3 separate regions of the Homo sapiens genome follow, and all the other regions are linked to region 1. A link is a loop called in an ENCODE intact Hi-C map of the cell type or tissue named here. Cell type or tissue: endothelial cell of umbilical vein. All regions are shown on one strand. Links, peaks and the distances in the headings refer to the core of each region. The heading gives the core; the rest is flanking DNA. Region 1 has its middle 100 kb from the start of GASK1B-AS1. Region 2 overlaps GASK1B (golgi associated kinase 1B). Region 3 overlaps GASK1B (golgi associated kinase 1B).

The links. A loop is a pair of places that touch in the nucleus more often than their neighbours do. Peaks named below come from ENCODE experiments on the same cell type or tissue, not always from the same donor. Only the 100,000 strongest peaks of a DNase experiment are listed, where the experiment ranks them.
Region 2: it touches region 1 in a loop (3-fold over the local background); 6 of 110 quality-filtered maps call a loop at or near these places.
Region 3: a loop joins it to region 1, with 6 times the contacts of the local background. A loop is called at or near these places in 3 of 110 quality-filtered maps.

What each region holds. Positions count from the first base shown.
Region 1 is chr4:158,061,460-158,072,697 of GRCh38, reverse strand. No RefSeq gene overlaps it. Among named protein-coding and RNA genes, the nearest start is that of GASK1B-AS1, 100 kb to the left of the region's middle. In endothelial cell of umbilical vein, for the core only: no CTCF peak of the experiment used is centred there; DNase peaks (open chromatin) are centred at 4,457 and 6,877; H3K27ac peaks cover 1,481 bases.
Region 2 is chr4:158,116,083-158,127,320 of GRCh38, reverse strand. It overlaps GASK1B (golgi associated kinase 1B), which reads left to right. Exons shown (of 5, transcript NM_001128424.2): 5 at 1-2,847. Among named protein-coding and RNA genes, the nearest start is that of GASK1B-AS1, 49 kb to the left of the region's middle. In endothelial cell of umbilical vein, for the core only: no CTCF peak of the experiment used is centred there; no DNase peak of the experiment used is centred there.
Region 3 is chr4:158,156,452-158,167,689 of GRCh38, reverse strand. All of the region lies in intron 2 of GASK1B (golgi associated kinase 1B), which reads left to right. Among named protein-coding and RNA genes, the nearest start is that of GASK1B-AS1, 8.7 kb to the left of the region's middle. In endothelial cell of umbilical vein, for the core only: no CTCF peak of the experiment used is centred there; DNase peaks (open chromatin) are centred at 3,519, 4,869, 5,879, 8,419 and 2 weaker places; H3K4me3 peaks cover 2,387 bases; H3K27ac peaks cover 6,556 bases.

The DNA of each region.
Region 1 (11,238 bases), core at 2,133-10,132:
AGAATTGCTTGTAGTCATCTATAGTCTGAATTGTAACCACTGTTCTAGACAGTTTTGTCTGTTATATGGGTTAAGAACCTATAAAAACTGTTTCCATTTTGGGTTTTCTGTGTCACTATGGAAACTATCCATGAGTTAAGTGTTTGCGAATGATTTGTAGTCTTTGAGGAAGCAAACTTTGAATGAAATAAATCTCTTCATGACCCATTTTTTTTCAAAAGGGTTTTGTTTGTTTATAGTTTTTTACCTTCCTTTTTTTTTTTTTTTTAGAGACAGGGTTTCACTATGTTGCTGGGGCTGGACTCAAGCAATCCTCCTGCCTCAGCCTCCCAAGTAGCTGGGATTACAGACCCACACTACTGCATCTAGCCCCATTTTTTTTTTGTGTGTGTGAAAACTGTATAATTTTTTTCCCCTTAAAATTCAGTGTCCAGTTTTGTTCTTTTAGTTTTTGTTTCTTTCGTTTGGTTACTGATGTGCTTTCAATTTTTGCTTTATCTATCTCACTAACTCTTTGCAAATTCCTCTGCTTCCTCTTATGCAGTTATGTGACAGCATTGAACAGCTGTCACGGCCTGTCTCCGAAGTGACCATTCCTGATCTGACATTTATTCAGTCCAGAATTTCAAATAGACAAAGATCCTTTCAACATCATATGTGGCCAAGATGCTCCTCTTTTTCTAATAATTTCTTGGCATGAAATTAATTTTTCGTTCCTTTTTATAGTAAAATTTAGATGAAGCTAAGTTGGCATAACATTATTATTCATAAAGCATAACCAAAGTATTTAAATCAAGTATTTTAAAATATTAACTTATTTAATTCACACTAGTTATTTATATTTTTTTCTGACTTTTAGGTTCAAGGAGTACATATGCAGGTTTGATACACAGGTCAATTTCATGTCACAGGGATTTAGTGTATAGATAATTTTGTTACCCAGGTAACCAGCATAGTACTAGATAGTTTTTCAATCCTTACTCTCCTCCCCATCTCCACCCTCAATAGTACCAGTATCTATTGTTCCTTTCTTCATGTCCATGTGTACTCCATGTTTAGCTCCCATTTATAAGTGAGAACATGTAGTATTTGTTTTTGTGTTCCTGCACTAATTTGCTTAGAGTAATGCTCTCCAGCTCCATCCATATTACTGCAAAGGACATGACCTTATTATGTGTTTATGGCTGCATCACATTGCTTATTTTTCTTAAAAGGTTTTTAATATCTGTAATGACTAGGATATGTATTTAGAATTTTATCCAAGAATATGGTGGCTTCCTAATGTTTTTGGTAATAGTATTCTAATTGCAATGCTGTAAAATTAACTTTAGAGAATAAGCACATGAATAATTTAATATTTAAATAGGAATTTAGAAATTTTTTTCCCATAGATCTCCAGTAATATAGACTACAAACTCAATGAAATTTTGTGTTAAATATGGCTTCATTAAATTAATAATTATTTAATGATTTTGGGAAAAGAGTGTAGGTAACAAATTAATACTTTGCTGTCTTAGAAAATGCTTAATTTTTTTAAGGATAAAATTACATAATTTTTAGATTTCAATAGAATAATTTTTATTCAATGAGTATATTGATTATAAGTGAATCTTACACATTTAAAGCAACTTCGATGGTTATTATTTAACAGTACTTTTCCAATTTTATCAAGATAATACATGTACTAAAATAACAGAATTGTATTTTCTGAATGTTCTCTAATTTAGATATTTTTTAAGTTGTACTGAGATATAATTTCACACACCATGTAATTCACCCATTTAAAGTGCACAACTCAATAGCTTTTAGTAGAGTCATAGACTTGTGTAACCATCACTGCAATCAACCAATTTTAGAACTTTTTTGTCACCCCCAAATAAAACCATGTGCAGTACCCATTAGTGGTTGCTCACTATCATCCCCTGCTCTCAGCTACAGACCTAGGAAATCTTTAATTTACTTTTTATCTGTACAAATTGCCTGTTTTAGAACTTTTACGTGGCTAGAATCATACACTATATAGTCTTCTGTGGCTGGTGTCTTTCACGCAGCATAGTGTTTTCATGGTTACCCGTATTTTAGCATGGATCAATATTTCTTTTCTTTTTACCGGTGAATAGTGTTCCATTGTGTGTATATACCACATTTTATCTACCCATTCAACAATAGACATTTAAGTTATTACTACTTTTTTGGCTAATGTGAATAATTCTCCTATGAAAATTCCTATACAAGTTTTTGTGTGGATATGTTTTCATTTCTCATGGGTATATACCTAACAGTGTAATTGATGGGTCATATGGTAACTCAGTGTTTAACCTTCTGAGAAGCTTCTAAACTGTTTTCCAAAGTGGCTGCACCATTTGACATTCCTACCAACAATGTATGAGTTTCCCAGTGTCTTCACATCCTTGGAAATCCTTGTCATGGTGTGTCTTTTTGATTATAATCATCCAAATGGGGACAAGTGAGTGGTCTCACTGTGGTTTTGATTTGTATTTCCCGGATAGCGAATTAGGTGAACATCTCCATGTGTTTATTGGCAATTGATGTATCTCCTTTGGAGGAAGATCTACTCAGACTTTTTATCTATTTTTTAAATTGGGTAATTTTTCATTTTATTATTGAGTTATAGACTTTTTTAGATGAATGAGGGTAGTCTCCCTAAAACAATTTTTAAAAATTGATGAGTTTTAACTGACACAAAAAAATGATTTCCACTTTTGATGTAGAGTTTGTTCTAATATATAACACTGGTTTTATGTAATACTATCAATTATAACTTATACTTGAATCCAAAATAAGTTATTATAGCAAAACATGATTTCATTAAGCAATACTTTAAAAATAATGCTATCTTCTCTTTCAAAGACATGTACAGAATATTTTAGAAAGCAAAAACTGCTTAGTGGTTAACAAATTATAGGACTTTTACAAAGAAGACTTTGGCATTTAGACAGTGACAATGTTACTTGAGTAAAAGTAATTTTTTTAAATGATGCTAAATTTTTCATAGTTTACCTTAGTAATTTTCCCTTGAATATTCGTGTAGGAAGATTAACAATGTTGTCAACACCAGCTACAGTTCTGAATCCTAAAAACTTGAAGTTGGCTGGATGTCATTACAGAAAATAAAAATATTTTCTGTGAAAGAACAGTATTCTAAGATACTGATCCCACAGTTCCTTGGAAATACATCTTCAGTTTTTAACATGGAAGCTTTTGTAGATTGACAAGGTAAATTACAATATATGTGAAAATGCTAAGAACATGGTTTAGAAGAAAGCAGGATTGTCAATATATTTTTTGAGACTATTCATCAAAAGTCTCCAAGAACAATACAAATTATTTGTTAAAAAAATTGTGTTCTTCACATGGACACAGAGAGGGGAATATCACACACCGGGGCCTGTCGAGGGGTTGGGGGCTAGGGGAGGGATAGCAATAGGAGAAATACCTAATGTAGATGACAGGTTGATGGGTGCAGCAAACCACCATGGCACGTGTACACCTGTGTAACAAATTGGCACATTCTGCATATGTGTCCCAGAACTTAAAGTATAATAAAAAAATGTTCTTGGCATTTTCTCATTTATACATATCCTTTTCACTCTAAAAATACTATATTTCAAAATTTTAATTACTACAGATTATCTTCTTTTTATTTAAACAAATCATGATTAATGTGTAAAATGTTTCTTATAATCATTAAGTTTCCTGAGAAGATAAATCTGTCTGATGATTCATAGAACCACAAACACTTAAGTATATAGTATTAAGTATAATAAGTACTAATACATGGGTATTGAATAAATGAATTAAATATAAAATGTCTTAATTTTTTTCTGAGGTAACCTCTCTAGATATGGCACAGGATCTCAGGACCTGTAAGAGTAACTGGTGAAAAGGGAAATAAAACGCTGATCTGTTGATTTTCCTGGGAGACCTGCAGTTATTGGGATGTGTTCTGTAAGCTTCTGTCATCTAAACCCTAAGATCCTGTGAATCCCAATAAGACCGAGTGTCCATCACATTCTTGTCCCATGGGCACTTCTCAGCTGCGTTTGTGTTCAGTCCTTTTCAGGTTCTCCCAGGAAAAGAAAAGGACAAGGAAATACAAAGCTCACACTTTGATCTAATCTCCATTTTATTCCTTGTGTATAACTAATTGTATTAGTTTCTGAATTATTCATTCTTTTATATTATTTACTCAACAATTTACAAAACAAATGCTGATTACCATTGGAAAGATTGTATAAATTATCTATTCTGTACATCACTCCTGATACTGAATTCTTTTTTTTTTCTTAGCAAATGCCATATTTTCACTTCAGCAAACCTGTGTAACAATGACCATGCCGGCCAGTGCTGAGAAATTATAAAAAATTAAAAGCATTTGACTGGCAACCAGTCAATTATTTCAACAATTTTCTTTTACTTGTAAGAATGCAAGCAATCTTAGGCATGAGTTACTATTTTTAGAGTCCTAGTTATAATATGCTTCTTTCAATTCTAGGCTCAATTAAGAAATTAAAATTATATAGAAAGGAACAAGTATAACAACAGAGCTTACTTCACCTCAGTCATGAACAAATAACATTTTTCCCCTCATGATATAGATATGCTGTGGATGAGAAAACTAAATTTCCTCTGCATTAAAAAGAAGATTGAGAAAGTAAAATATGGAAGGGATTTTTTTTTGGAAGAAAGGACCTTAGAGATGTAATCTAGTGATTACTCAACTGCTTTTATTCTGCAGATGAGGAAATTTAAACTCAGAAACATTCATTTCATACATGAGAAACCAGACTATAAATCTGAAAACAGCTTACAGTAACAATTAACTATCTGCAACATATCCACCAAAAAGAAAATATGCAAAAAATAACCACTTGCTAGACAAATGCCACAAACCTGTGGTCAAAAGATAAAGAACTTTACTCAAGCACTGCCAATCTTTCTTGTTCCAGAATTACTACCAAACTCACAGGGGTTCAAGTTCATCAGTGATTAGAAATAGAGATTAGAGGCCGGGTACGGTGGCTCACACCTGTAATCCCAGCACTTTGGGAGGCTGAGGCAGGCGGATCACCTGAGGTCAGGAGCTCAAGAACAGCCTGGCCAACATGATGAAACCCTGTCTCTACTAAAGAAAAAAAATACCAAAAATTAGCCGGGCGTAGTGGCGGGCGCCTGTAATCCCAGCTACTCAGGACAATGAGACAGGAGAATCGCTTGAACCCGGAAGGCAGAGGTTGCAGTGAGCTGAGATCGTGCCTTTGCACTCCAGCCTGGGCAACAAGAGTGAAACTCCCTCTCAAAAAACAAAAACAAACAAACAAACAAAAAATAGAAATAGAGATTAGAAATTAGAATTGAGGATAAAGGCTTCTAGTTTGTCCTCAGCAGCAAGTGATAGATGTTCTGCAAAGGAAAATAAAATGGTTTTTTACCCTTGATTGACCAGTTTTTGACGCCATGCCAAATTGGCTTTATTTTATTCTGTCTCAGTCATTCACACATATATATACAGTTATTATTTTCATCGAAACCATTTGAGAGTAGATCACGTATACCATGTTCCTTTACCTATTAATAGTTTAGTATATATTTCCTAAGAACAAGGATATTCTCTTACATAACCACCATACAGTTAGCAAATTAAGGAAAGCTCGCACTTTGATCTCATCTCCATTTTATTCCTTGCACATAACTAATCATATTAGTTTCTGATTTATTCTTTCTTGATTGTTTTTGAAAACATAAGCAGATAGATATATTGTCTTATTTCCCTAAATAGTATTGTTTTGTACAATAAGTCCATTAAAAAACCCTGCAAAGCCAAATGATGTAAAAATATTTTTGTACATTTTGAAATATTTTTGTACTTTCCTATATGTTCTGGCCTTCCTTCTTTCCCAACTGTTTCAAACCTCTTAGCACAAACCAAACCTAACTTTCCAAGGAAATGGTGTTTTAAGCAATAAGGAATCTGTGAGAGCTTCCAAACCAGGAATTAATATGATCAAATCTGAGATTTAGAAAGCAGACTGTGGCAGTGTATGAAAGAGGCAATAAAACAGGAGACAGTTATGAAGTTATGGTAGTTTTTCAGGTAAGAGATGCTGAAAGTCTGAATTAGGGTCATAGTAGGAGGAGTAGAAAGTGGAAAAAGATGACCATCATCTGAATTTGGAGAATGAAGAAGAGGAAGAAAGTGAAGATGCTAGAAAGACATTGCTATCATTATCTGAACTAGGAAACGGAAGGTATATATTAGGGAGAAATATTAATGGTTTGGTTGTAAATCTATTGAGTTTCAGGTATTGGTGTCATATCTATGTAGAAAGGTTTAGGGCACAATGTAATAACATAAAGCAATACAGAGAAAAAACAGGGTGCTGTACAGACTGGATGCTGAGGAAATAGTTTGCTTGATAGTTTCGTTTGCATTATTTTCACGCAGAACCATCTTCTCCTCTTTGGACCTGCACAGCTAAGACTGCAGTGAACAAAGGAAGATGCTCCTTCAGGGTTAAACCAGTAGATGAGGCTGATGCATAGTGGTCTTGGTTATATATTCTACACGGTTGCACAGAACTACTTAAAAATCTAGTCTTTATGAAAGTAACGATATACCAAATGTATTTTGTAATAATGCATGTGGTGTCTGTAAAGAACTCTGAATATTGGGTGTTTTTTTAAAAAAATGTTCTCCCTGTAAGTTCTGAATGACATCTGAGGATATAATATGTGGGTATGAATATAGTTCAATATCCAGTTCCCACCCCTGTTCCTGGAGAAACACACACACACACACACACACACACAAAATGGTTTTCTGGGGAGACGTCAAACCTTTGTTGTTGTTAACATTTTTTCCATGGACAATAGATTTTATTTTTTCCTACATATAGTTTCCTGTTATGCCAGGAGAGAGGAAATGTTTTCTCTTGTTTCTAGCAAACAGACATGCATGGACAATGGGAAACTATGTTCAGAAGAGAGGAGGGAAACTTGCTCCCTGGCAGAGAGGACAGCTTTTATAAGAATCCTCAGTACCCCAATTTTGATACCCCTTTCTTCTCTACAGCCAATTTTTAGTAACATGATTGCAGTGTTCATGTCTGATCAATACCTACAATGGCTGGCCGTGAATACCTAAGAAGAATCACAGCACCGGATGTGGCAGAAGGAAGAAGATATTGAATTAGAAATAGTGATGATAATCTCCCTTTTCAGGCACATTGATGAAGATAAAGCACATTCCTATGAGAGCCCTGGTATCTTCCCTTTGGCCAGTAGGAGGAGTGGAATTGGTAGAACCTGAGACCCAGGAAGGCCTGTGCCCATCTGGCCATCCTGGCACCAGTTCAGATCTCTTGCCTTCAACACCTCTTTGCCATTTTTCTCTCACCTTATAGTCCGATTTAGACTCTGTTGATGACAAGCTGTGATGCACCAGCATAGTTCATTATGATTATAGTATTTATTTTCATTCTTATACTAATGTAACCATTATTTCACCACAATGTCTCTCCATTATCTTTCTGCTCATCTAAGAAGGGTTTATTATTTTCTGGACTCACAGGAGAAACAGAAGCTTTATATGTAGCAAGACAAAACATCTTAACTGTGACATGGGAACCTTGATTATATCCCTTCAGTTATTTTTATCATACATTTACTCTTCATGATATAATATTTTAATAACAGAACTGAAATTCTGTAGAATATTTGCTCTAACCATATGGTGTTCTTTATGAAATCTTCACAATAGATCAGAAAATAAATTGTTAAATGAAAAAATAAATTTATTCACCCACCACTTATAACTGATGTATATCGGAAAGGAGAGGAAGATTAATGCATAAGAATAAAATATAAAACAAACAATGTCAGAATATCAGATGGGTGCTTTTGCTCCCATGAATCAAGGGCATCTCAGTCACAGATGGCACACTGCTGATAAGATTTGGAGTTTTGAAATAATTTTGCTCTTGTAGGGGCCAAGGGAAAAACTTCCCCTTCACCCTCTGAAAGGTGACTGGAAAATATCAACTCAAAAAAGGTAAATTAATAAGAGAAATGGCATACAACTTATTAGCATGCACAAAGGAGGGTCATAGAGTAATTAGCCACCACACAATGGGGGTACAGATGGTTATATACCCTTCTAGTTAAGGGACATGGAGATGCGGATGTATGGATTATTTTAGGGGGTTAGTAAATTATTTTTAGGGGAATTCAATGGACTTGAACAACATACAGTGGCCAAGGATAGTCTGTTGGGCTTTCAGAGCAGACAATGGTTTGTGACAAAAGTCTGTCCAGATTTATTGACAGATTTCCGGTTTTTTTCCTCCAATAAGTTCAGTTAATACAAACTCAGGGAAGGGACCAGAGGTAACTGTTTTCGCCTTTGGTAGGTCCAGACTTTAGGCAGATCACGGAATTTCAGAGAACAACTTCTCCCTGTGCTTTGGGAGAGAGACTGGAGGTGGGGGTCATCAGAGAGACCCTGAAGCTTCTTTAGTTACGATGTCAAAGCACCAGATTTTGGGGTATTGGTGTCTGAGCCTAACACTCCTCACAAGATCTGTCAATAGATTAATCAAGTAGATAAACCTATCAAGTAGATTAGAGTAGGCAAACTACCATATACCAGTAGGCCAATGTAGCCTGCCTCCTGTTTTTCCAAATAAAATTTCACTGGAATCCAACCATGTCTATTCATCTACCGGTTGTCTGTGGCTCCTTCAGCACTGCAGTGGCAGAGTTGAGCGGTCGTGACAAAGACCAAGTGGCCTACAAAACCTGAAATATTTAATATCTGGCCCTTTACAGAGAAAACTTGCTGATATTTGAAATTGATTACACAGGCCAGGTGCAGTGGCTCACGCCTGTAATCCCAACACTTTGGGAGGCCCAGGCGGGCAGATCACCTGAGGTCAGGAGTTCGAGACCAGCCTGGCCAACATGGTGAAACCCCATATCTACTAAAAATAAAAAAATTAGCTGGGTGTGGTGGCATGCACCTGTAGTCCCAGCTACTCAGGAGGCTGAGGCAGGAGAATCGCTTGAACCCAGGAGGTGGAGGTTGCAGTGAGCCGAGATCGCACCACCGCACTCCAGCCTGGATGACAGAGTGAGACTGTCTCAAAAAAAAAGAGAAAAAAAAGAAATTGATTACACAGTTACAAATCAAACAATACAATAGCTCACGTCATTTTCTGTCTATGTGGAAGAAAATGCAATATGATTTATTCCAGGTTGTCTGTTTTGTTTTAATTTTTATTGCTTTTATTATGTGAAAATTAGAAATAACATTGGGTTTCCAACTTATCTTCTTAAACATATTTCCTTTTGAAAATATTACCAAAGTTAATGGTATTGAGCTTCTCTCCAAATTTTGTAAATAGCATAACAATCTCATTATAATCTAGGTATTATCTGTGTTAGCAATTGCCATTTCAATTATTAAGCAAAGAAATATGCTGATATCTTTGTTAACATACTAAGGGTTAAAAAACTTTATTTTTTAAGCTAAATTTTAGTTTATCTTTCTAATCATTTTAATAATCTGATAACCAAATCTAGGAAAGTATAAATCTCCTTTAGGATTGATCTCAATTTTTCTTTTCTTATTCTTGTACACTTCTTTAAGAGTAAAATAGGGTAATCACTTATTTTGATGATGGTATGATCAAAATAAGTCAACGTCCAAATCCTGAGTAAAGGCAATCTTTGATGGCTCCACTAATTATAGATTCTGCTCTAGAAATACTGACTAACATGAAGTTTTTGTAAGCTAGTCCCAAGATAGAAATGGCCCCTACCAGTGAAGTGAGTTGAATAGAGAGACTTAAGAAAGAAATTTTCTCCAATTTAATGACTTGGAGCTTTTTGAGTGCAAGTTGATGGAAATCTGAGAGTGTTACAGAGAGCAATGAGTAATGACATATCAGGGACAATTTAAGTGAATGGCTTTTGAGATTAAAGTGAATATCTGCATGAAAGTACTTCAGGGAGAGACAGTAATTGGAATTGGTTCTCACATTGGTAAGCTTCCCTGCACATCTGCACCTCAATGCATTTGGTATTGACATGGGGAATTGTTTGAGCCCCTTAGCATCTAGAGATCCTTGGCTATTTAAAATTGAAAATGCTGGTGTATATCTTAAAATGAATGATTACTATCCTACTAATTATTTTGAATTCTAAATGAAATTGTGACTCATGATAGGCGAAGTTTTCTTTGAAGAATTGTAATATAGTAAATACTATAAAACGTAGAGTTGCAGGCATAGATAAAGATGGGCTGTATTTGAACACACAATAAATTTGAAATAAAGCATGGGCATTTTCTATACTTTTTAAGTATTTATATTTTTTAGTCCTGCCAGTAACTTAGCCTAGAATAAACTCATTGCTGATTTCAAGTAGACAATTATTTTATTGGTGTAAGTTTTCTTTAACAACACATTTTATTTATGTGTTTGATTGGTTGGGCAAGCAAAGCACAAAATTTAAAAGAAACAATATGCAGTACAATGTTAATCTTGCCTCCCACTGCTGTCTGACAGATATCTAGTTATCTTTCCTGGAAGTAATCACTGTTACCATTTTCTTCTCTGTCCTCTCAGAGTCAGACTGTGCTATGCAAGCATTTTCTCATATGTTCTATTTAATAATGCAAATAGTACCATGTTCTTCACACAGTTCAGGGCTTTGATATTTTACCTTAATAATATACATTTGAGATTCTTATCTATCCAGCACTTCATTATTTTTAATACCTCACAATATTTTATTGTATGAATATACCATAATTGTTTTCAACTTTTTGTGCATCTGTGTGTTTGTGTGAGTGGTGTGTATGAGTGTGTGTTGGGGGGGTCAAATACAGAGGCTGTATTACGCAGGTCATGTCACACTATCCTATTGGGCTGAGTCACCTTTATTGCTGTATTTTATTTGCCTTTTCCTTCATCCTTGATCCCTAAATCCATTTTTTCCTCACTCTTCCTCCACCATAAGTATCACTTTAACATGTGTCATATTTTTTCTGGGATATGTATGTGTTGTTGTAAACTGTAAAATATTGTTTTGTGAGTGTGTCTTTAAAATTATATTAATAGCATTATGTTATTGCTCTAGTCCACACTTCATGGTCCCTGCTTCTGAATTGCTCCATGATACATGTCTATTAGTTTTAAATAATGTGTTTATTTCAGT
Region 2 (11,238 bases), core at 2,053-10,052, 55 kb before region 1:
TTAGCAATGAGGCAGTGTAGATGAATACGTAAAATAAATGACTTTAACCAAGTAGCTATAATGGGACTTAGCACTGTATGCATACTTAAAAAGGTTTTGAAAAACAAACTACTTGAGAAATATTTGTTTATATTTTTCTCTAACATCATGCTATGTGTCAGTCTGAACATCTGACAACAGAAATTTCAGTTATTATTCTAGCTAAGTTTTGAAAACATTTGTCATGCTGTTTAATAGAAAACTGCAAACCAGAGACACTGACTCCATTAATAAACCATATTTTGTGCCGTTTTGACTGTTCTGACCAAATACTAATGGGAACAATTCTTGACGTTTTTCTGTTGCTGATTGTTAACATAGAGCAGTCTCTACACTACCCTGAGGCAACTCTACATTGGAACACTGAGGCTTACAGCCTGCAAGAGCATCAGAGCTGACCATACATTTAAACAGAAATGCTGGTTTATTTGCAAAATCACCAGTATATTTTCTATTGTGTCTATAAAAAATCAGTCATTTAAGTACAAGAATCATATTTTCCATTCCTTTTTAGAAATTTATTTTGTTGTCCCTATGGAAATCATTCACATCTGACAATTTATATGTTAAAGAGTTTTACTCTCTCTATTTTGGTCCAATTTGTATCTAGTGGCTGAGAAATTAAATAATTCTAAAGTATGAAGTTACCTATCTGAAAATGTACTTACAGAGTATCATTTTAAAATGGATGTCTCTTTAAAAATTTTGTTACTTTTACCAACAATGTAATATAATTTATGTATATTTTATTAATAATAGTGAATTCCTTAAAATTTGTTCTATGTACTTATATTTAATTTGATTTAATGGTTACTGCCCAGATATTGAGAATTGGTTCAAATATTGAGTGTGTTTCAATATATTATCTGGCTTATTTCAACATGAGTAATATGAGCAAAATAAGTTAAAACCTGCGTCTGATCAATTTTCCTCATGACTAGAACTAAAACAGTAAATTTGGACAATATTAAGCCTCAAATAATCATCTCCAAACTCCTTCTAACACTTTTTAAATCAGATTGGAAGACATGGACAAATCAGGTTCATGTGTTGCATCTTTATGTCCTTTGCCAATATCCAAGATCATCACATATGGTAGATATTCACATGGAGTTTCAAATTCAGAATAGATTACCATTACCTTCCTGCCCTTACACATCCTACTCCTTATTTAAAAGTTCTATTTGTGACTTTTCATTTCCTGAAAGTTTAAAAATACAATTTGAGAATGTTTATAATACATTCTCTCCTGTCTTTTCACGGTTACGTCTGTTATTGCTGAAATACACCACATTTTCTTTGTTCTGGTCAAGGTTAACTCAATATCTGTGTGAAAGAGAACTACTAACAACGTTACAATAGAGGCTAGATTTGAAAAAAAAAATCTATAGATCTAATTGATACAATTGTAGAACAAAATGTCAAAATAATGTTTTAAGTATAAGAGAAGATGGACCAAGGAGAGAGAGATCATTTGAAAATCTAATTGTAGCTTTTCTAGGCTCACATTCATGTACTACTTTTAGCACCCTTATGGGCTGTGCTCGCCCCCTGGACAGTTGAGCTTTGGATTATCTTCCTCTTCAATTTTCCCTCTATTGACCCGAGTGTCTCCCTCTGCTTCTACAGATTTATAGTACTCCTTGGCTCTTTTGAGTCTCCACTTTTACTCACTGTCTCTGGGATTTTTAAGATCCTTTTCTTCTCTTATAAATCATCCTCTTAATGAAAATTAGCCTAACAAAAGTTTGGAGACTGGAATCCTACTTTGAGCCACTGACTTGAAATAACTCTTTTGGCAAGTTGCCTGACATCCTGTCTTACCAAGGTGGCATATTTGCATTTTTACTGCTTAAAACATTTTTTTTTTTTTACCATCTTTATCCAAATTTATCATATTGATGGTAGGACTAACAGGCTTTTTAGAAGCTGGCTTTAACTTTGAGTCTCAAGCTACAATGCTGTTGGGCAGCCTGGTCTTCCCACGTGAGGGTTTAACTTTGTTTATTTGCCTCCAGTTATTCCAAAATGCTTATTAAATGAAAGTCCCAGGAACATGTTTATTTTAGTCACCTTTGCTTTTTAACAATTTTGTTTTGTAATCAATGAGTAATTCATGATGAATTATTTTTGACTAATGGATAGCCGAAGGCCAGGCTTTTAATTCTAATAGGTAATGTTCTTCTTTTGTCTTATTGAAACAATGAGAATACTCTGTGCATTTCAAATGCACTCCGATTATGCTGTGGTTTTATTCACATAAGCACAATATGTGTTTTATTTATAACTTCATAACAAACTTATAATATAATAATTTACCTTAGCAGACATGCAAAAGCTTATTCTTGTGTGACTTACTTTCTTTAAGCTAATAATATAAAAATAAATATGTATCTTAAAAATCTATAATAAAACATTAGAAATTAAAGATATGTGCTTTTTATTTTGCAGATGAGTTCATTTGCTTTTGTAGATGTGTTTTCAGAGCTAGGTACAGAGGAATGTTTGCTACCTTTAGCGGTGAAAAAAGAAAGAGAGTCAAGAATTTTGTTGGATTGTGTTTGTGTGTGCATATATTTGATATCATCATTATATTTGTAATCTTTGGACTTGTAATCATAGCCTGTTTATTCTACTGTGCCATTAAATATACTTTACCTTATACATAACGAATAAAATACCTAGAAGTAGATTTATTTACACACTGTCTTATGAAATTCTTATGTTTATGTCAGCACAGAACAAGCACACATTTAGAGCATTCATCTGAAAATTATATGGAAATTGAACATGGGTCAAATAAAGATGATAAAGACCTTTTTTAAAAAATTAAGTATCATAAACAATAATCAAGAACTTTCATGCATGAAAGATAACTAGAATTGACTTGTCAGATAAAGATGATAAAAATTGACACTTGGGACTACTAGAGGGGGACAAGTGTTGAAAAACTAACTCTTGGGTATTATGCTCAGCACCTAGGTGATAGGATCATTCATATCCCAAACCTCAGCATCACGCAGTATGCCCAGGCAAGAACCCAGCACATTTACCCCCTGAATCTAAAATAAATGTTGAAAAGGAAGAAAAAAAGAAAGAATTGACTTGTCAGAAAAATTATATGAAACGTGGAAATAGCCAGAAGAGAGTTTTGTGTGTTTTTTCAGTGCAATGCTGGGATTAATTTTCTATTACATAGGCTACTTAACAATGCAGGAGGGGAGAGACTTGTAGACTTTTGTTCCATAGAGATACAAATAATTTCCTTCTGGTGGAAGAGATAACCTTAATAATTGGGCATTAACCAGTTTTAAATCTAGTCCAACAATCTTATCCTAATATTGCCTATAAACATTTAGCTTTTGAAATACTCTTTTAAATGGTTTTTACCATCTCACCGGTTCCATCATTAATTGATTATTTGAATAAAATCTTTATATTCATTTAACATTTTCATACGAATCAGTTTTTTATCTTTTGAAAATTTTGCTTTAATAAACATTTGACCACAGAGCCATATAATTTTATTTCCTTGAGAGTCATGATTTTACATTTTGGAAAATTTTACTTTAATAAACTTTCAAAATACAACTTATACAATTTTTTTTTTTTTTGAGACGAAGTCTTGCTCTGTCACCCAGGCTGGAGTGCATGGCAAGATCTCAGCTCATTGCAGCCTCTGCCTTCTGGGTTCAAGGGATTTTCCTGCCTCAGCCTCCTGAGTAGCTGGGATTATAGGCGCCTGCCACCATACCCTGCTAGTTTTTGTATTTTTAGCAGAGATGGGGTTTCACCATGTTGGCCAGGCTGGTCTGGTACTCCTGACCTCAGGTGATCTGCCTGCCTTGGCCTCCCAAAGTGCTGGAATTACAGGCATGAGCCACAGCACTTGGCTAACACAATTTTATAATAAAATGGGACCATGAAGTCAGCATCTTGTCCAACAACTTCATCCTCCCGATGGAGAAACTGAGGCTTAGTGAGGCAAAGTGACTTGCCCCAGTCTATACAAACTGTTGACCTAGAATCTTCAATGTTGAAATTGACTTAGAAAGTTGGAAAGCCAAGATATTCTCAGAGATTTATTATCTACCAAGATAAAATAAGAAATCTCAACTTTATAAACCTTGAAGGTTTTACAGGCATATTCATATGTAGTAATAATTTTAGGGCACTGTTTTATGAACATTTGGAGAGCAGAATAAACAAGAAAGCTACTTATATTATGAAACTTTTGATGATTACATTGCACAGTTGATCGAGAATTTACTATGTGTTATGCTCTGTTAAACAATGCAGATACATGAATTAATAAGTAAATTTTTAACATGTTAACCATCAATCAAGACCTGTAATTGGGCTTTAAGTTATATCTTCAGTAGCAAAAACGTAGGAAAACAATTCTTTTGAGAAGTGTCCAGAAATGAACTCTTATTAGACTAGAGAGGGGATTTGGTACTCACAGTAAGAGTTTGCCTATCTATAGTTTATTGTCAATGATTGCTGCTTGAAATGATAGTTCAGAGTCACATTGTGGCTAAATGATCTAATCACCTCAATATGTTCTGCAGACATCATCATGTTCCAGTGTCGTGTTACAATAATAGATTAACACTGTTTTGCAACCTAATGAATATACTGATTTATCAGAAATGCATTAATTTATGTTCTGTGTTGTACCAGTGGTATTTAGCCTTTTATGAGATCTGGATCTCTTTGAGAAGCTGATTAAAAGTTCAGCTGTCCATACAGTTCTGTATATAGTTTCATGGGGCTCTCAGATCTGCAGATACCCATTTATGGAGCTCTTCCCTCCCAGGTCTGTGGTCTCCCAGCTTAAGAAAGCTTGCTTTCCAGTGTATTTAAGAAGATGGGAAATTATATTATTTGCATTCAGAAGATCTTCACCTAATATATTTTAAAAGCCTTGTTTTTATGCAAAGGTGAAAACTTAGGTTTTGGTAAAGAATATTTAATGAGATACTTTATTCAACCAATGAAAGTTGAGAGACAGTTTACTTTACCAATTCTTAAACATTTTCAGCCCATACCATCAATTCCAAATTCACTACCATTTACTTAATCAACTACAGAAACAAACCTTCGAGTTTATTTTCACTTCAACCTTTAATTTATTAAAAATTACCAGTTACCTGTTTTATTTGCTGTGAAATACAAAAGATCTCAGATAGTCCCTTTTAAAATTGTGTTTTGCACAGAAACAAAAAACCAAACACTGCATGTTCTCACTCATAAGTGGGAGTTGAACAATGAGAACACATGGACACAGGGAGGGGAACATCACACACCGGGGTCTGTTGGGGGGTGGTCTGTTGGGGGGTGGTCTGGAGCTAGGGGAGGGATAGCATTAGGAGAAATACCTAATGTAGATGACGGGTTGATGGGTGCAGCAAACCACCATGGCACGTGTATACCTATGTAACAAACCTGCACGTTCTGCACATGTATCCCAGAACTTAAAGTATAATAAAAAAATTGTGTTTTGGAGTATGGGAGAAATATAGTCAATGTTGAATGATTTACTGCCAGTGGTTTTCTGGGCATCACCATAATGCTCCTGCTTTTTATTAAACAATTTCCTAAACAAATGAATGAATTTTTCCTAAAGGAATTATTTCCTTGACATTTATGCAAAGAACTGTAACCATTTCTTACTGTTATTTTGGCCTGTTAGAGGAGTTTGAAGTGTCTATGCTCCTGTCATCTTTTGCCCCACTTCCAATTTACACACAGCTGTCTTATGTCAAAATATGACATCTTCACCGATTTTTAAGCTCTGTAGTCCTCCGGGATAGGGCTTTGCTGTAAGAAAGGTCTGACTAAGAAGGGTTGCTGGCAGACTGTTTTGCAACCTAAAAATGCACATGGTAAGCCAATGAAGTCACAGGATTCCTTTCTTAAAACGGCATTGCATGTGGTTAAATTTGTTCAACATTTTTTTTCATCTTAGAAAGGTACCATTTTATCCTCATGACTCCAAAGTGTATTTAGTTTGTTGATAAAAATATGCACAGTCATGTGTATATTAAGAAATCTGTGTCTTCTTTTAAGAAAGTTATCTGTATTTTGTAAGAGTACTTGTCAAGATTTCTAAAGCTTTTGAGACAAAGAGCTAACAAATAAAAAAAAAACTCTTGTCAGTGGCTTTAATCATTGCTGCAGAATAGCCAGCTGTGCTATATTTCGAAAGGCAAACTGGACTGCAGAGAGTGGGACAAGTCACTGAATAAGACTGAAACAGCTGCGATTCTGCAAGAAGTGCCGACAGTTTCTTTAGCTTCAGGACACCAGACGCTATTTGGTTTATAAAGTACCCTATGTTATTGGCTCTGCTTCTGTTTAGAAGAACAAGATATTTTGTTCTGTACACTCATTTCAGGCTCTCAAGAGTATTAAAAAACCCCATCATTCTCAGCAAACTAACACAAGAACAGAAAACCAAACACCACATGTTCTCACTCATAAGTGGGAGTTGAACAATGAGAACACATGGACACAGGGAGGGGAACATCACACACCAGGGCCTGTGGAGGGGTTGGGGCTAGGGGAGGGATAGCATTAGGAGAAATACCTAATGTAGATGACGGGTTGATGGGTGCAGCAAACCCATGGCACGTGTATAACAAACCTGCACGTTCTGCACATGTATCCCACAACTTAAAGTATAATAAAAAGGAAAGAAAAGAAAAAAGAAACAACTATGATCCAGATATTCCCTCTAACTTTCTGAGAATACATTATTATTAAACTTGCAAGATTCAGTTCTTTTGAAAGAGAATGAGCAAATAATCTGTAGCTCCTCCTAGGAGGGAGTCAATTTTCTTCTCTTTTAATCAGGTAACAAATGACAGTTATGACTTTCCCAGGAGTTTTGGTGGCTATTATGGCAATGCTATTTGCTGTTCTTATTGAGTATTGCTGTTAGTATTCCTTTGTTGCTTGTGATACCAAAAGTTTTATCTCAGACAGAAAGAATATGTTATGTTTAGAGAGGAGGGATGTGGCAGCATCCAGAGAAGCAAATTCCTAATTAAGGACAAATTTCTAATTAAAACCTGACTTTAGCCTGGGTTTTCTTTTTATTTATTTTATTATACTTTAAGTTTTAGGGTACATGTGCACAACGTGCAGGTTAGTTACATATGTATACATGCGCCATGTTGTTGTGCTGCACCCAGTAACTCGTCATTTAGCATTAGGTATATCTCCAAATGCCATCCCTCCCCACTCCCCCTGCCCCACAACAGGCCCCAGTGTGTGATGTTCCCCTTCCTGTGTCCATGTGTTCTCATTGTTCAATTCCCACCTATGAGTGAGAACATGTGGTGTTTGGTTTTTTGACCTTGCGATAGTTTGCTGAGAATGATGGTTTCCAGCTTCATCCATGTCCCTACAAAGGACGTGAACTCATCATTTTTTATGGCTGCATAGTATTCCATGGTATATATTGCCACATTTTCTTAATCCAGTCTATCATTGTTGGACATTTGACTTGGTTCCAAGTCTTTGCTATTGTGAATAGTGCTGCAATAAACATACGTGTGCATGTGTCTTTATAGCAGCATGATTTATAATCCTTTCAGTATATACCCAGTAATGGGATGGCTGGGTCAAATGGTATTTCTACTTCTAGATCCCTGAGGAATCGCCATACTGACTTCCACAAGGGTTGAACTAGTTTACAGTACCACCAACAGTGTAAAAATGTTCCTATTTCTCCACATCCTCTCCAGCACCTGTTGTTTCCTGACTTTTTAATGATCGCCATTCTAACTGCTGTGAGATGGTATCTCATTGTGGTTTTGATTTGCGTTTCTCTGATGGCCAGTGATGATGAGCATTTTTTCATGTGTCTTTTGGCTGCATAAATTGATAGACCGCTAGCAAGACTAATAAAGAAGAAAAGAGAGAAGAATCAAATAGATGCAATAAAAATGATAAAGGGGATATCACCACCGATCCCACAGAAATACAAACTACCATCAGAGAATACTATAAACACCTCTACGCAAATAAACTAGAAAATCTAGAAGAAATGGATAAATTCCTCGACACATACACCCCCCCAAGACTAAACCAGGAAGAAGTTGAATCTCTGAATAGACCAATAACAGGCTCTGAAATTGAGGCAATAATTAATAGCTTACCAACCAAAAAAAGTCCAGGACCAGATGGATTCACAGCCGAATTCTACCAGAGGTACAAAGAGGAGCTGGTACCATTCCTTCTGATACTATTTCAATCAATAGAAAAAGAGGGAATCCTCCCTAACTCATTTTATGAGGTCAGCATCATCCTGATACCAAAGCCTGGCAGAGACACACACACACATAAAAGAGAATTTTAGACCAATATCCCTGATGAACATCGATGCAAAAATCCTCAATAAAATACTGGCAAACCAAATCCAGCAGCACATCAAAAAACTTATCCACCATGATCAAGTGGGCTTAATCCCTGGGATGCAAGCCTGGTTCAACATATGCAAATCAATCAACGTAATCCAGCATATAAACAGAATCAATGACAAAAACCACATGATTATCTCCATAGATGCAGAAAAGGCCTTTGACAAAATTCAACAACCCTTCATGCTAAAAACTCTCAATAAATTAGGTATTGATGGGACGTATCTCAAAATAATAAGAGCTATCTGTGACAAACCCACAGCCAATATCATACTGAATGGGCAAAAACTGGAAGCATTCCCTTTGAAAACTGGTACAAGACAGGGATGCCCTCTCTCACCACTCCTATTCAACATAGTGTTGGAAGTTCTGGCTAGCCTGGGTTTTCTAAATCCCAGAACTGGGGACCTTTTGAGTCAGATAATTCTTTGTCACGGGTAGCTGACCTGTGGATTGCAAGATGTTCAGTAGCATCCCTGGACTCTACCCATTAGATGCCAGTAGCAGCCCCTATAGGTGTGACAGCAAAGAATTCTCTAGACATTGCACAATGTCTCTGGGAGGCACAATCATTTCCCAGTTGAGAACCACTGCTTTAGCCCATTGATAGTCCTTTATAAAGGGTAACACTTTCACCATTTTTTGGTTTTCTCACATTTCATTTATGAAGATTTTCTCTGTCAAATTCCTTGTATTGTAATTTATGGCCACATTGTATGACATTGGTAATAGCCCTAGGAGGTCTGATGGTTTGGAACAAAGGATGCTTGAGCAAAGCCACATGAGAGTCAGAAGGAAGAAGCATCTTGAGCTCTGAAATAAAATGTAGAGGTGAAGAATAAATCTGGGAGCATATAATAAATTAAGTATCAGGGTGAAAATTTTAAAATGGGTTGTTGTTGCAGATAAGAGTGCTTGCAAATCTGTGTTTTCCATCCTGTGTCCCAGGACTCAGTATCTGTATTCTTTAAGAAGATAACCTGGACTGTAAAGAAGCTGATTCCCCTCAGGAACCTTGTGGGAGCCTCCTCTGAAAGAGGAACAAAGAAATGGAAAGTAGGTTTTTCCCTACCAGCAATAGAGGAGAAAGAATAGCAAAATGCACTAGAGTGGAATTGTTTTAGCCATGATATAGTCAGCCACCATGGAGCAGTGCAGTCACAGTGTCAGTCAGGGTAGGTTAAGTAAAGCTATGGTAACAAAATGCCATTAAATCTCAGTGGCTTAAAACACAAAGGGAGATTTCTCATAGCACATGTCCATCACAGATTGGCAGGAGAGTTTTACTCTTTGTAGAATTTTATTCTATTTTATTAAAATGGTAGCCTTTTTTCTTTTTATTGATGCATAATACTTTTCCATATTGATGTACATGTGATATTTTGATACATACATACAATGTAATGTATTTGTAATGAATAAATCAGGGTTATTAAGATATCCATGACCTCAAACATTTCTTCTTCACCTAAACAATTTATTTCAGAGCCCAAGATATTTCTTCCTCCTGAGCTTCACGTGGCTTTCTCAAAGCTCCCTTTTCCCAGAAACCCGGGCTGATGGAACAGCCTGAATGCTTCCATCTCTGTGCCTGAGCGGGACAAAGTTCTGAAGGGCCTTTCACTTCCACACACAACTCACTGGACAAAAGTAGCCGGAAAAGGAAAGACACTAGAAATATCTGGTGAATAATGTTAACTGCAGTGTATGGTGAAAGCTACACGTGGCACCTCTCATTATATCTGAGACAGCACAACTTAAACTTATTATTGTTTTTCCAATAACCTTTTACTTTTGGGAACCTTCCACCCCAGTCCACCCTAATCTCACGTCTGCCCTGGATTCCAGGCCATAGTGAATAGGTCCTGTGATGTACATATGACTTAAGCTGGGCAAATCACAATCTTCTTTTTCAGCTCTGTTTCATGTCATAATTCATTGGTTCAAAATTGAACACCTGACCTAAGTGGGCCAATCTGAATACTTCCCTCAGAATTTTATTTTATTATAATGGTGAAATTTTTTCTTTTTAAAAATTGATACATAATAATTGTGCATATTTATGAGGTATGTATGATATTTTGATATATACACACAATGTGTAATGATCAAATCAGAGTTATTAAGATATGCATGGCTGGAAACATTTATCATTCCTTTGTGTTGGAAACATTTTAAATCTTCTCTCTAGCTATTTTGAAATATGTAATAAATTAAAAGTGTATTGATAAATATAGTCACCTTACCCTGCTATCAAACATTAGAACTTACACCTTCTATCTAACTGTATGTTTGTACTCATTAGCCAACCTCTCTTCATCCCTCCCATTCCCCACCCCCGCCATATACTTCCCAGTGCTCTGGTAATCATTATTCTACTCTCTACCTCCATGAAATAACTTTTAAGTCCTGCATATGGTGAGAACATGTGATATTGTCTTTCTGTGCCTGGCTTATTTCACTTAACATTATAACCTATAAGTCCCTTAGAATATTAGAACTGAAAATGAGGAAAAGAAACCAGGACCAAAGACTAAAGTAATAATGTATAATCTTCCAGTGATTTTAGCCATGATTTCTTCTATGTGAGCTGGAGAAACTTAATTGTAGGTAGAGAAAGAGAGAAGAAATATGGAAACAGATACCCAAGGAAGATCTGATGTGAAAGGAATCTTGTGGCTTTTGATTTCTTTGTTAGTTGCTTTAAAGTTTCCTCCTAGTTCTTGGTTTCTGTGAAATGACTGAGTATCCTTTTATAATTCACCTTTTA
Region 3 (11,238 bases), core at 1,560-9,559, 96 kb before region 1:
CCCACTACTCTCTAGGTCAGTGAAGGCAAAGATACTTCCTGTTTTCTTTAGAATTGCATTTCTGGATCTTAGCAGAGAGTCTGGCCCATAGTAGATGCTCAATAAATATTTTGAATGAATGAAGGAATGCGTTCATTGCTTGTTCCTTGGACTCTAAACAGTAAAACTATACTGGAAGCCACCAGCTTCTAATACTTAGGACGTGTAATAACATTTTTAGTCTTAAGTCCAGGCTGGGCTTTCTCCTGGAGGATCTCATAAGGAATTCATTGTGGAGGTAATAAAAAATGTTTTTGGTAGCCTCCTTACAATGCAAATGAAAGGTTTACAGGGCTTATTCTTGTGAGAACTATCAGTGTGGTGTGTTGGCATCACACTCTAGTGTAATTCGATAATGAGTTTTCTGCAGGAGGAACAATAGGATTTAATTTAGGTATATATTTCTCTGATGACCTGGCTTGGTCTGGGAGTAGATCTTTTAATATTTGAGAGAGTGAGAAGCCAGCAAAGCCTGTAAGTAATCTACCCTAAATGTTGTTTCTGTTCTGACTTTTGATTAATGTTTATAAAAATAAATTTATATCTGGCACCAAGAAAGTGGTTAGTCTGTGTTGCAAGTTGAATTTAGATATTTAAGTTGTCTTAGTTAATTTTTCTGAGAATCCTATGCAGTAGACTTTTTAAACCTCATTTTAGAGATGAAAGAAAGGCAAGAAGACTGCTCAAGGTCATGTGATGAGTTAGTTGTCCAGCAAAAATTTTTGTCTTCTAACTTCCAGTCTTTTCTCTTTTCATAAATCTGCGTCCCTCAACAAATCCTTTAGGGGGCCCTAAGGTACATCGTCTTTCTCTATCACCACAGCCTACTAGAAAGTTTAGTTATAAATAACTAAATATATAAATATAATGAAACAGATGACTTATACACTGATGCACAGATATAGCCATGGGAACCTCCTTTTTTTCCTCAAGGAGACAAAAAAACCTTAACCATGGCTAAGAGTTATTGAGTTTTCCTAGATATATATACCAGGTACCATTCTAAGTACTGTGCTTGCATTATTTCATTAAATCCTCATACAAATTCTACCAGCTGCACCCAGATGTCATTATGCCTGGGGACTCTTACAAACATTTAACAAATATGGAAGTTGAGGCCCAAAGTAATTATGAAATGGATATGTGATGTGAAAAGGGAGGTGTAAGAAGGAATCAAATGCTGTGATTTGAATGATCTGCCTGCCCCAGCCTTTCAGATAAAGCTCTCTGTTGATTTAATCAAATGACAAAGAGTTCCAATTATAAAGCTCATCTTTAGGTTTTTTCTAAATTGGCAGGACTGGTGTGGGTGATCCAATCAGCTAGCTCAGTTTAATCTGGGACAAGATCTTGATTGTGTGACTTGATGAGTTCTAGATGATTCTTCTTAAATACAAAAAGATGTGTGAAATTAGTGGACTTACTGGTATTGTACTTTATAACAGACTATTTTCTGACAGGTTATGCTCCAAGATATCCTAGAAAATGAGAAGGGTGCACTTGAGGAAGGGCAAGATAGTAATTAATTAGGCAGAGCCAGCAGTGTGCCACAATATAAGATCCAGCAGTTACCACTGGAGCAGATTTTCGTCCTGTATGTTTCTGTGTAGGAAGTCTTAAAATGAATTAAAATATAGCATCAAAGGGCCTTAAAATGTTTGTGTGCAATAATGAAGTATTTTTCAATTGTGACAAAGAATCTAGTGTGATGTATCACATAGTATACACACTGTATTTGATGTGTGTTGTCTATTATACATACCTAACAATTTTACATAGCAGATATTACTCTTATTTTAAATAGGGGAATCCTGAGGCTCAGTGAGCTTATAAAATGTGCCCTACGTCACCTACCTAGAGAGCAATGAAATTGGAATTTGTGCCCAATTCTGTCTCTGACACTGAAGTTTCCTCACGTTGCTTCTGTTAACCCACACTACCTCACAAATATAACTTACTACAATTATGGGATAATGTCAAAAATGTGCAAATTTTAGCATGATGGTTTCTGATTTTACCACTATGCCAACATTTCTATTTAATTTCTTTTTTCTATTCAATAATCTAACATTGACAATATTTTTACTCAAGTGCAGTATTGATGTATCATTATGAACACTGCTACAAGTTTTTTTAATGCAAACCAAGGTGCCAGTGCTTACCAGATTTTCTTGTTTACCATAAACAATCACATGTGTATCAATGTGATGAACATATTTGTTTTCTGCCAAATTGTCCTTGCAAGAGTCTCAAATTATTATAAAAGTCACCAGATACTGTGTGGTCCTGATACATTTCGATAATTTAAAAAGTGAAAATATCCTAAAGTATTTATCTAGCATTAGACAAAGCAGACTATGTCCATGTAAAAATCAAGAAAATAAAAAAAGAGAAAACCAAGCACCGTTCTGTGATCTTTGATTTAGCAGCTTTGCCAGAGCTTCCCCTGTAGTCTGCACAGTAGTGTGAATGAATCTCGAGGGACACCATTTTGGTAGCATTTAAGCATTGTACTATTTTTCATGCCCAGCATGGAAGATGTATTATGTATGCTTTATTTTTAGGATGCTGTTTTATTGCCACAAAGCTGTCAGACTGAATTAAGGTAGCCTAGTTCCAAGAATTCTGTATGTCAATGCTGCTTAGTTGACAAACTGCAGGCACCCCACACACTTCCATTTAAATTCATTGTAGATCCCAAGTTGCTCACTGTTTTCCAACTTGTATTGCCTCTTCGTATTATAAAGTAGGAGAAATATATGGTATGTTTTTCACTCTCTTTTCAAGCCTATGTGAGCAGCACTGTGAGTTCTGGGTGAAAGTGCAGTTGCCGAGGCAGGGGGATGTCAGCTTTGCATTTTATATTGTTTCAGGCTTTCAGGTAAGGACACAGTCGTTTTGCAGGGAGTGTTGAGAATAACACAGATGTCCTCACAACTTGCGAACATACTGGCTTCCAAATCCTAGAAATCTTTGACATATAGGCAAACTTTCTGAAAATATTTATTTAGGAGTGTGTAATCATGTTTTATTTTTTAAAAAGTTGGATTGAAAGTATGTTGTGTTCTTCCTCAGAAAAGCCCTAAGGCTATTTCTTTATGAATCAAATTGAGCTGGTCAGCTTAATACATTCATTCATCAGTGAACAAAAGTTTACTGAGCCTCGGCTCTAAGCAGCGCTGTGCTCCAGTGTCCTCTTATTTGCTCACTACATAACTTCATAGGCAAACGGGGAACCGGGCAACCTTCTCTGCTGTGCTTCTGTAATTTGTCCTTGGTCCCACACTCTGCTGGGATAAAAGGGGTGATTAATGGTTACCACAGTACCCACAGCATAAAAGATGCATGTGCCTTAACTCCATGCAATCTATCGTCTTCTATAGGATCACATTTATCTTTTCTTCCTTTAACATGTATTTATTGAGCATCTACTATGTGCTAGCCACTATTCTAGTCACTGGGGCTGCATCAGTGAACAAAACGGTCAGGAATCTCTGCTCTCGTGGCACTGACACTAGAGGGCCATGTGTGAGTTCAGTGTTCTGGAGGAAATCTTCCAGTCACCGATGTGAGGATTCACTAAGAACCTTCCCAAGCTCAAGGAGGTGGGCTCTTCAGTGGGAGTGAATCTGCTGCTGTCTCTGAGTTGATGTAAGGACCACACAGGTGCAGGAGTGCTAGATAGCTCTTTTTACCTAAGTTAAAAAAGAATTGTTACAGTTCCAATGTGTTTGTAATCAATTCAATTCAGTAGCATTTTTATGTGTGAGGCACTGCCCCGGATACTAGGGAAAAGTGGTACAGTTTGTAATTTAAATAGCTTTGTGTTTGGGGGTGTGGACGGGCAATGTAGACTCCTTGCAGGTGAATTCTGATTCTGCCACTTGCTAGCTAGGTGACCTGGGATAAGTTACTTAATATTTTTGTGCTTTATATTTTATTAGCATAATAGGGATAATGACAATAAAAACAATGATGATAACATTACTTACCTTAGAGTTGTCATGAGAATGAAATGAGTTAATATGTATAAAATATAACATTGCTTAACGCATACTAACACTCTTTTTTTTTTTTTTTCTGAGACAGAGTCTTGCTCTGTCGTCCAGGCTGGAGTGCAGTGCTGTGATCTCAGCTCACTGCAACCTCTGCCTCCTGGGTTCGAGCAATTCTCTTGCCTCAGCCTCCTGAGTAACTGGGATTACAGGTGCCTGTCACCACGCCCGGCTAATCTTTGCATTTTTAGTAGAGACAGGGTTTCACCATGTTGGCTAGGCTGGTCTCAAACTCCTGACCTCGTGATCCACCTGCCTTGGTTTCCCAAAGTGCTGGGATTACAGGCGTGAGCCACTGTGCCCAGCTAACACTCTTGAGTGCTACCTTTTTCATACCATTTCTAAGCTGATGTAGCTCTTTATGATATGCTTCTTTAGATTTTCTTAGTTGGTTTATCCAGATTGATGTTTACTTGAGTAGAATAAATGGGCACCTAAAATTTTCATTTAAAGAAGGACCTTGGAGCTTATAGTGGATAATAACGAGATCTCTTATTTGTGGAGTGCTAGGCAGTTTGCATCCATTATCTTATTAAATGTCACAACAGTCCCCTACATCAGATAATCTTGTACACATTTCCTGAGGGGAAACTGAGGATGAAAGAATAATATATGTTCCCTGAAAGCCTACAGGTAGCGTGCAGTAGGGCTGGGATACAGACATGGGTCAAGAGGACTCAGCCTCATTCCTCAAAGCTGTGCCTTACTGCCTCCCGCTATCCCTTCACATCATGTGTGAGCGTCCAATGACTGTAGCATGGGGCTTTCCCAGTTAATCATCCATCCAGATTGCAACCACTTTTCCCATTGCCTTGTCGCCTGATCCCTGAATGTAGCCATGATGCCTAACTGTTCCCCTTTTCATGATAGTGATCTGGGGTCAGAAGGAGAGAGGCAGTAGTGTTTCCACCACCCCTATTTTCATCGTCCCAGTATATAAGAGATACATGGGAGTGGATAGTTGAGCACAAGCTGGACAGAATGAGGGCATCAAAACCTCTGCACATCCCTGTCTCTATGTCTCAAGTGTTTCTCTAATCCTTCCCAATTCGTATTGAGTGAAGACAGTGAAATTACACCTTACTAGGATGTCATGCCAGGCAAATTTTTATTCTGGGTCCATGGACCATTCCTTAGACTCTAAGAGCTATCCATGAACATTGGGGGATTCTGAAAAAATGCACTCAGAATTTTTGAGTGCTTGCTTTGTTCTAGACACTGCATCAAAAGTTGGAGATCCAGAGGACTAAGAAGTAGTCTCTGTTCTTCAGAGCTCTCAGCTTGGAAGACAGGAGACAGTGAAGCAAACCTACCTTACAAAAAATGTGTGATAAAAACCTCAATGGAGATATTTTTAGGAGGCCCTGTAGGCACAGAGAGGGAGAATTTAACCTAGAATGTGTATGTAGGGGGTTGAGTGGGAAATTATAAATACTTTTGGAAGAAGTAATGCCAGAACTGGTTCTTAAAAGTCACTGTGGGTGGTGTGAGAGATGGGATGGGTGCAGAAAGTATAGAGAGAATAGACTATGAAAAACGTGTGAAAGCAGAGTGTGTTCAGGAAATTGCAAATAGTTCGGAAAAACAACAGATTAGGGTTTAGGGGCACGATGTGAGTTAAGCTGTGGTAAGTGGAGAGTGAGTGTGTTTTATGTCCTGCAAGGAGCCTGGACTTTATCTTGCAGAAAATAGGGAGTCGCTGAAGGGTTTGAAGAAAGGGAGTGATGTCATGGGCTTTGCACTGTAAGAAGTAAGAAGATCACTGAGGTCAGGAATTCGTGGCTCCTTTAACTGGATTAACAAAGGCTAAATCGCCCAGGACTGAGTCACCCTGATGTGACCAAGATTTCATCTGCAAAATGTGATTGTAGAGTCTGGCACAGTGACCACATCATCACCACCCTCTGAAGTCAAATTTGATTCCTGTTTTTTAAAGTGGAATATTGAGACAGGAAGAGTCTTGGAGTTTCCATTTATACAGCAGAAGTTCAGGGCAGACCTAGAAAGCAGAAGTTCCTGCCCATTTGTCAGAACAAAGAAGAATGCCTTGTTTTCAGAGGAGAACTGGCGATTTAAGTTGTTTAGGTAGTTGGTGATGAATGAAGTCACAAGACATTCTCCTTTCCTGCTTCCTTGACTTCACACTTAGCTAACTCCTGAGGAAGTATGGAGATTATTTTAACTCAGTTAGGCCTAGAGAAAACAAACTATGAAGTGAAAAACAGTTAGATAAATAAATATATGAAACATATTTGGAATCACGCAGAGACCTGTTTCTTTTTTATTATTTAATTTAATTTTAAGTTGAAAAATAATATTTGTATATGTTTATGGGCACAATGTGATTATTTGATATATGTTTACAATGTGGAATTATTAAATTAGGCTAATTTAAAAATCCATCACCTTACTTATTTTTTTAAATTTAAATTTTAACTAATTTATTTTTTAGGCTTCTTCAAATCATAGGATGATTTTTTTTGGGTGAAACATTGTAAATATATTCTTTTAGTAATTTTGATATATACGTTATATTATTATTATAGTCACCATTCTGTGCAATAGATCACTAAAGCTTATCCCTCCTGTCTAACCGAAACTTTGTACCTGTTGATCAACACTTTTCCCATCTAACCCCCTCTCCCAGCCTCTGGTAGCCACCATTCTACTCTCTACTTTTGAGCTCAACTTTTTTAGATTCCACATATAAGAGAGGTCATGCAGTATTTGTCTTTCTGTGCCTGTATTATTTTGCTTAAAATAGTGTCATCCAGTTTCATCCATGTTGTCACAAATGACAGGATTTCTCCCTTTTTAAAGGGTGAATAATAGTACTCCATTATGTTTACGTAACAAAACACATTTTTCTTATCCATTTTCTGATGATGGACACCTAGGTTGCTTCCATATCTTAGCTATTATAAGTAGTGCTGCAGTGAACATGGGAGTGCAGACATCTCTTCGGCATACTGATTTCAATTCCTTTGGATAGATACCCAGAATTAGGATTACTGGATAGTATGGTAATTCTATTTTTAGTTTCCTGAGAAACTTTCATACTGTTTCCCATCATGGCTGTATTAATGCATATTCCAACCAGCAGTGCTAAGGGTTCCCTTTTCTCCAAACCCTCACCAACACTTGTAATCTTTTTGTCTTTTTGATCATAGCCCTTCTAACAGGGGTGAAGTCATATCTTATTGTGGTTTTAATTTGCTCCAGGACAAGTCCCTAGATTCAGGACTTGTTTGGCCATATAAAATCTATGCCTATGTAATCTACAGACTCCTACCTCCCCACCTACTGTTTTTAAAAATCATGAAAACCTTATGGAGGTTTATTTCTTTTCGCATTAAAGTTTTCCTTCAATGCGTTGTTGACAGTTGTGATGGGGCCCAACAGAATTTGTTTCCTATAACAAAGATGCCACTCAAGTTTGACTGGCTTTTGTTTTCTTCAATGGGTATTATAGAGTTGTTTTTAATGAAGGACTGGAGCTGGACTGTCACTTGCTTTTTATCTTGTTCACAAGGAGTCTTGGAACATGGCCCGTGCAAGAGAAAGAACTTTTGATTTCAGAGCTCAAGACTTTTCTTCTTATTTTTGCTCAGTGACAAATGCTCACAGACATTCATAGCTCCACCCAACATGCTTAGCATTCACCTATAATTCCACAAAACCGCTCAGCCAGTGCTCAAAGTGAAGGGCATTTAATAAATCTAGACAAAGAAGATTGTGTAAAGCACTCATTCTAAGTGAATTTTCATGTTCATCTTCTCAGAAGAATGTCTTCTTTGTGCTTTTGAATAAAAAACGACTTGGGAGAGCACCAAATTCAGCGGAAATATTCAGATTTCAGAAAAAAAGAAGCTTTCCTGGCAAGTCTCATTTTTTAGGACAGCTATATAACCTTTAATTCACATGAACACCCACATATCTTTTAAAACCCGCTTTCTCACCACTGTGACAGAATTTTATCTCTTCACTTGTTGAGATTTCTCTAGAGAGTCCAGTACTGCATCATTTTGACAAACCTGAATGTGGAGAGATGAATGCTTCTCATCTCTGAAACACTTCAGGGTAAGTTGCTTTAACCAGTTTCCTGTTTTCAGAGGCAATTTTTCTGTCATCTCTTCAAATCCATCCAGGTTCATTTAATTCTTTCAAAAGCCTTATATTAAAAGAGGTGGAATTCTCCTCAACAGTAGTACTCATTGCTCTGAGATCTGGAGTTATGCTGACTGCTATTATTACCTGCAAGGGCCACACACACGTATATGTAGCAAGAAGGCCTGTATGTGGAAAGGAACCACAGCCATCTGTGACTCAGTCTGTCTTACTGCTCACCATGCTTTCTTCTTGTTCTCTGGAAATCCCCTTTCCTGAGGTGCACTGATTTCTAGCAGGGCAGGAAAGAATGTCTTTATGCGATAGTTGGCATTCAAAATATTTTGCTGAGGGGAAATGGATGAATTGGGAGAAAAACATAGGCTATTAATTGAAAACCAATTATACTTATCAGCTGAACACTTTATTTGGCAGTTTGAGGACACCTTTTTAATGATTAGTATAGAAAATGTATCATTCCAAAAATTTGGTGATCTAAAATAGAGAAATGGTGACTGACATACAGCATACCCATAAACTAAATTAGGGGTTAATGTATAGCCTGTAGGCCAAAAATGGCCCACTGCCCATTTTTATTTTGTGAACTAAAAATAGTCTCTATAATTTTAAATGATTGACAAAAATCAAAAGATTAGTGATATTGCTATAACCCTTGAGACTCATATGAAATTTAAGTTTCACCATACACAATAAAATGTTAATGGAATAGTTACAACCACTTGTTTATATATTGTCCATGACTGCTTTTGGGCTACACTGGAGTTGAACGGTTGCATAGTTGAATAGTTGTGATATTTTAGGCCCTCAAAACCTAAAATATTTACTCTCTGCCTTTTATAAAATTTGCTGATCACTGGGCTAGATTATTGCATTACAATTAAAGTGGTACTATTTAAAAATAATTAAACAAAATATTTATAGTATAATATTTAGTGAAATAATTATGACAAACTCTACATACAAGATGATCCCAAATAGCTTTTTTTCTTTGCATAATTTTTGCCTCTTTCTCCTGGTAGAAATGTAAGCTCCATGAAAGCAAAAAACTTGACATTTATCTGTTTATATATGTAGCTGCAGGTTCTAGAACAGTGCTTAGTGCACAGTAAATGCTCAAGAAATGGTAAAGGTCAGTTGAAGCCTGATGAATTATGTGATTATGTGATGTATATATGTAATAATCATCAGAGCAAAACCTTTCTGGGGCATGTGTTTATGTTAGGCACCATGCTGTGAATTTTAGAGGCACGATCTCATTTCTTCCTGATAAGGTCAGTTTTGAATGTATGTTGTTGCTTCATTTTACAGGTGAGAAAAACAAGGTTTAAAAAGGTTACATAACTTCTCTAACGTTACAAAATGAAGACATAATGTGACCAGATTTTGTTGGATTCCAGAGTCTGAGCTCTAACCATAAGTTATACTCCTTAAAAAAAATTCTAGAAGCAGTTTACCTATTCAGATGAGAAAGAAAGGGATAGAAAAATAACTGGAAGTAAATATACAAATAACAACCAATTACTGGGAGATGAGGTTATAGGTGATTTTTATTTTCTTAGCTATACATTTTTATGTTTTTCTATATTTCATGAAATGAGTGGATTTACCTTTAATTAGTTTTACAATTAGAAACAAATGTTTCTAAAGGGAAGAAAAACAGCCCAGCAGGTTTCAATTGTTTATGTAGATCAATTTCCATATTTCTCCAAAGGCCTTATATGAATTGCTGAGGAAACTGCTGTCCTTCTGACCCGCGTGTTGATTTGTGTTGAAGTTCACTGTTAGGTTTCAACTCCCTTTGATTACTTTCTAGCCCTGAGCATGCAAAGTGCTGTTTGTGTGCATATAACTTTGGTTCAAAGACACTAATAGAAAGAGCTTCTTGGTGTTTGTTTTTAGACGCCTGAAGTACACACGTTTGGAGGCTGTGTGTGTGTTTTCTATTTGTATTTGGTTATACTGGCCCAGTGCTGTCTTCCACAGCATGATGGATTGCTTTTACCTGGAATTTATTCTTTTAAAATAAATTGGCATGGTACTTGGGATATACACATTTAAAATTATCTGATATCTAAGAAGATAATTAGGCCCCAGGAACCCCAAATCATTTACTAAGGTAAAAAGACATTGGAAGGAGAGAGAGAGTGCTACAAATGAAGCTTTTTTGTTATGGCTCACATTTCTTTCTCTACTCTTCTCTTAGTTTTGTATCAATGATTGTGGCATATTTTCCATAATCCAATAGACTTTCCACATGCCCTGGCCTACATTGCAAGGCTAAAGGGAGAAAGATTTTTCTTTGAACAGAACTAGAATGCAAGTGATTAGAATGATTTAAGTGAATGCTATTCAAACTATTAAGGTTAGTATAACACCAAACTCAGGAGTGGTTTGAGAGGGGGACTGTTTCCTGTGTTAAAGACCGGAGATAAGAATTCTACAAGATGGCAAGACAGTAAGGTGGCAAAATAAAAGTTTCTAATAGGCCATAAAGTTATATATTGAGAACATGTAAGTTTCTAATAGGCCATAAAGTTATATATTGAGAACATGTAAGGCTATTTAAGAGAGGTTTTAAAAATTCCTGTGACAAGTCTGAACATTCTGGTTGTAATTTCAGAGGCCTCTGTTGTTCAGACGTGTTAAGAATGAGTTAAGTGGGCTTTATTGGATCTTTGTAATTTAGTTGTTTTTATCAGGCACATCATTCTGATTTTTGAGTTATAAGCAAAGTTGCTCCACACCATCTCTTTGTGACTTTATTGGGCAGAAATGGGGGCTTGGGAATGATGTTATTGGTTTTAAGCTTAAAGTGTTGTTTAATGTGTCTGGATCATGGTCTTCCTTGTTTATGATTATTTCACTGGGGCTCATAATTCTTTGTAAAGTTTAGCAATTAAAGAAATTACATTTCTAAACTTCCAAGAGTGAGACAAAACAAATTGAGTGACAGGTTAAAAAAGATCATCTATGAACATGCAGTTGAAAAACTGACATTTGCTTAAATGCACTTTGT